2 separate regions of the Homo sapiens genome follow, and region 2 is linked to region 1. Evidence: chromatin loops called from intact Hi-C (ENCODE). Cell type or tissue: OCI-LY7. All regions are shown on one strand.

Region 1 (2,500 bases):
GGATTAATTTTCTGGGGTGACATGGGATCCCGACCGTGCTCTTGTCTAGATATTCTTGTTTTCCATTTGCTCTTCTGTGGGGCCCAGAGGTTTCCTTGGTTCTGTACCAGTTTTCTTTTTAATTTTTAAATTAAAGTTTACCATCTTAACAATTTTTTGTTTTTGAAACAGGGTCTTGCTCTGTCACCCAGGCTGGAGTGCAGTGGCACAATCATAGCTTATTGCTCCTTCAAAGTCTCTGGGCTCCAGCAGTCCTCCCACCTTGGCCTCCCAAAGTGTTGGGATTACAAGTATGAGCCACTGCACCTCGCTCAACTTAAAAATTTTTAAGTGTATAGTAATGTTCAGTAGCATTAAGTATATTCATGGTATTATGCAATCAATTTGCAAAACTTTTTCATCTTAGAAAATGGAAACTTTATACCCTTTAAACAGTGACTCCCTGTTTTCCCCTCTCCCCAGCCCCTAGCCACCACCATTCTGCCTTCTGTCTCTATGAGCTTTAACTACTCCAGTTACCTCATATAAGTGGAATCACACAGTATTTGTCGTTTTGTACCTGGCCTATTTCAGTTAGCATAATGTCCTCAAAGTTCATCCATGTGACAGCATGTGACAGAATCTTCCTCCTTTTTGAGGCTGAATAATATTTCTTGTATGTATATACCACATTTTATTGATCAGTTCACCCACTGATGGACACCTGAGTACTTGTGTCTACCACCTTTTGGCTATTGTGAATAATGCTGCTATGAACATCGGTGTTCAAACATTTATTTGAGACCCTGCTTTCAATTGTTTTGGATATGTTTACAGAAGTGGGATTGCTGGATCAGTGCCTGTCTTAATTTCTTGGTTGGGGTTCTCTCCTCATGTAGGTAATACAGATGTGAACACCACACATGTGTGTAGCAGGCACTGGCTTCAGCTTCCTATGGGTGAGGCTTCCTACCCCTTGCACTATGGCAAGCTCCCTTGCTGATTCTCTAAACCAAGGCACCGACTTTCTAAGCTCAGTGTCACCACCTAGGCACAGCTTCATGGCTTCCAGTTTAAACAGGAGTTTCGTTTCAGCTTTTCTGTCTTGTACAGGCCCAAGGCCTCATCTCCTTTTGCTGTACAGGCGTTAAAACTTGAGTCCCACGCCTGTTAGGCCTGTATCTGTTTACAACGCCCCTGTCATCTGTTTGGCTTCAGCTTGCACTCACCTCTTTTTCTTTGAGTTGTTCTTTTTTCCTGACATCAGGGAATTTTCTTTCCTTGCTTTTGAGTATGCATTAAAAAATAGTTTATTCAGCATTTTCAGTGTTTGGGGTGTGTGTGTGTGTGTGTGTGTGTGTGTGTGTGTGTATGTGTACGTACTTTCAGTTCTGTTTGAGCTGTGGTGCCAATAGATATTTATTTGTTCATTCAAGATTTTCTGACCGTTTATAGCCTACACAATGATAAGCCTAAGATGACTAAATAGTAATCTTCTGAACTCTTGTAACTCGGGAAGATGTTAAATCATAATACACTAACAGGCAAGATATAGATGTTGCTGTGCAATTGTGGCAGTGGAATCCATTTTTAGCTTGAATCCCAAACAGAAAGGTTGTCTTCCTACTAAAGCTGCACAATGAGCCCCTCCTCAAGCCGTGCCCTTGTGAAACCAGGTTCAGAGTACAGAGACCCGCGGGACCAGAGCTCTGAGCAATGAGGTTGCAGACAAGACCTGGAGCCACACACACCAGAAGAAAGGGGAGTCTTCCTGTGTCAATCAGCAAGAACAGGCAGGCATTTTTGCAACACGCATTATAAAATAGCCTACGTTGCAGAGACGTGGCCTTGTTAATTACTATTTAATATACATGTAACAAGCATATCAGCAAAGATCAATAATTTTCTGCAGATAAGAAAAAGGCCAGTGAGACTTTCGCTGGTGTTATTTTTGTCTGCGTCTATTGGTTTCAGTGTTGCCAGCTTCTTCCTTTCCAAATCCAGGCTATATGAGACAGAAAGAAAACCCAGAGAACTCAACACTCTCATTGTTTGAGTCCCAAGTCCCCCATTCAGTCTACCTCCTTCCATCCACCTTTCAAAGTCTTCTTATGTTTGATTTATATACATATATAATGTCTAGGGTTTTTAGTTGCAATTAGTGGGAGAAATAGGAGAAGTACACCCTATCTTCTTGGTGGATGATTTTTTTAAAAAAAATAAACTTGTGTTATTTTACTGCAATCATTACATTACTATATGCTTATTAACATCTTTATAATATAGAAATGATGAAATTGAGAGTAACAATTGGGCTGGGTAAGATTGTGAAGTAGGTGAAAGAAACAAACACAGTTCAGGCAAGAATATGGGATTAGCAAAGCTGCTTTTTATTTCACTATAACTTTAGACACTTTGTGTTCACATTTTTTTTCTGCAACAAAAATTTTCTTTTCTTTTCTTTTTTTTTGAGACAGAGCCTTACTCTATCACCCAGTCCGGAGTACAGTGGCGTGATCTT
Region 2 (2,500 bases), 55 kb after region 1:
CTTACCACTGCAGAGTCCGCTTACAGGTGTTTCTCCGTCCCTGCACTGAGAGCTGCTTGAGGATGGGGGCCAGGTCTTAGTCATCTCCGCAGTCTCAACTCCCAGCAGAGTCTGGGACAGCATAGGTTTCAACATGTGTTGTTGAATTGAACAGCAAATCTCTCCAGTGGCCAGGATGTTGTGAGGGGAGGGAAAGCTCAGGTGGGTGTGGCCTACTCCTTTACGTCTCATTTTCTGTGGCGGTGAAGGCACCAATGGTCATGAATTTCATCTAAAAACACAATAAATTGAAGCACAGTGAAGGGTATCAAGGCGGTGGGAAGGTCCTGCTACAGACAGAGTATGAAAACTGTTGAAAAACATAAAAATCAACATATTATGATTTTAAAAATGAAGAGTTATGAGGGGCTTGTTTGTAATACCATACCTGAATTGCCTCGCCTCACACGTGGGCCTGGATGTGGGTGGGAGGGGAAGGCAGTGTTGGAATTTTTAGCTGCTGCCTCATTTTCATTTGGGCTGAAATGCTCTGAACCCCATGAGGCATGCGTGGTGAGAGGTCCTGATTCACGGTGCTCCTTTCTGCAACATCAGTGATCCTGCTTCTAAACCATTCCTTGTCCCCGTCTTTCTGTTTGTTGTTGTGGTTTAGCTGGGGAAAGTAAAATGTCTAATTGAAGAAAGTGGGCAGGTCACTCCTTCTTAACCAAGTCATCCAGCTGCTGGACTCTCCTAGAGATGTTTCCATTTAGCAGGGAAAACTCTATTTTTCCTTTCTCCTTCCTCACCTCCCCCACCTCCATTTTTATCCCCTAGAGCAAATTCAGGGCCTCTCTGAGTTGGTACCACCTTACATTAATTGGCACTAATGCAAGTATTCACAGCTGTGCGTGGGATGCTTCTGAGTGCAAAATGGATCTGTCTGTGCCTGGGAACGGTTCTTTCACTTCAGGTGTGTAATTTACTCTTCTGTGAGATGCGTTCCCCGGGCTCCCCTGCTGCACCAAGCAGCACCTCAGCTGCCACTACAGAAGAGCTCAGCAACAGACGTTTGCTTATGGTCATAAATCTTAGCAGACACACCTGTACATGACCACAACATGCAGTTATAGAAACAAAGAACTTCCCATCAAGCTGAAACTGATCCAGGAGGTGTGGGTGGCTTGGCAGCAAAGGGGGGCCATTACCAGGAGAGCCCAGGTGACCGTGGAGGAGCTCAGGGAGCACCCTAGAGGCGGCTGGGGCTTGGGCACAATGAGCTTTGGTTAAGAGAGACTGGGATTCAGAATTGCTGTCTGCTCTCATAAGCCCTGTGATTGTAGGCAACTTACCTTAAATTTCTGAGCTATGGATTTCTCAAATGACACTCTTGGAACTTAGATCTATCATCTTAAAATTTATTTTCTATTTATCTCACTTGTTTTATGTTCCTTTTCTTCTCCTTGCTTGCCCATTTTTTGGATTATTTATGTATTTAAAAATTATTCATGGCTGAGCGCAGTGGCCTATGCCTGTAATCCCAGCACTTCGGGAGGCCAAGGTGAGAGGATCGCTTGAGCCCAGGAGTTCGAGACCAGCCTGGATAATGCAGTGATACCCATCTCTATTAAAAAAAAAAAAAAAGCAGCTGGGTGTGGTGGCACATACCTGTAGTCCAGCAACTCTGGAGGTTGAAGTGGGAAGATCGCTTGAGGCCAGGAGTTTGAGGCTGCAGTGGGCTATGATCATGCAACTGCACTCCAGCCTGGGTGACAGAGAAAACAAGAAACGAAAATATTATTCCATGTCCCATCTCTATCAGCTGTTAAGTTATACCTTCCTTTACTGGTTATCCAAGGACCAAGAGATGACAATAGCACTACCTTATTAAAATTGAATATAAAGTTGCACATCTGTCTATTCCTGGACAATGCACAGACCCCAAAAAGTTTGACTCTATTTACCTTCAATCCTGCCTTTTGTGCAGGATTTAATTCTAAATATATATAAGACCTCACAAAATATCAGTCATTATTGACAACCAGTATTCTTTTAGATTTACCCGTGTAGCCATCCTTTCTCTTGTTCTTCGTTTCTTTCTGTGTGTGGTAGACAGAACAATGGCCCCCACAAAGACGTCTCATTCTAATCTCTGGAAACTGTGAATATGTTAGGGGGAATAAAGGTTCCAGGAGGAACTAAGGCTGCTCATCAGTTCGAGGGATTATCCTGGGCCGGCCCAATTAATCATCACTAGGAGACTTAACTGTGTAAGAGGGAGGCAGGAGAGGAGAAGGAGAGATGGCAGTGTGAGAAGGCCTCAGCCCGACATTGCTGGCTTTAAGGATGGCGGACAGGACCTTGATCCAAGGAACACAGGAGACCTCTAGACCCAGCAAAGTCAAGAAACAGACTATCCCCTGGAGTCTCCAGAAGGGAATGCAGCACCGTGGACACAGATTTTAAAGCTCAGTGAGAACCATGTCAGACTTCCAATCTCCAGAGCCGTAAGATAATACAC

Evidence for each region. A loop is a pair of places that touch in the nucleus more often than their neighbours do. Peaks named below come from ENCODE experiments on the same cell type or tissue, not always from the same donor. Only the 100,000 strongest peaks of a DNase experiment are listed, where the experiment ranks them.
Region 2: a loop joins it to region 1, with 2.6 times the contacts of the local background. A loop is called at or near these places in 1 of 110 quality-filtered maps.

The regions. Positions count from the first base shown.
Region 1 is chr6:156,636,659-156,639,158 of GRCh38, reverse strand. No RefSeq gene overlaps it. Among named protein-coding and RNA genes, the nearest start is that of ARID1B, 140 kb to the left of the region's middle. In OCI-LY7, CTCF peaks have their summits at 835 and 1,037; DNase peaks (open chromatin) are centred at 1,038, 1,688 and 2,428; H3K4me3 peaks cover 1,869 bases; H3K27ac peaks cover 2,208 bases.
Region 2 is chr6:156,581,292-156,583,791 of GRCh38, reverse strand. No RefSeq gene overlaps it. Among named protein-coding and RNA genes, the nearest start is that of ARID1B, 190 kb to the left of the region's middle. RefSeq lists an enhancer at 1,060-1,209. In OCI-LY7, CTCF peaks have their summits at 962 and 1,178; a DNase peak (open chromatin) is centred at 1,071; H3K4me3 peaks cover 864 bases; H3K27ac peaks cover 1,861 bases.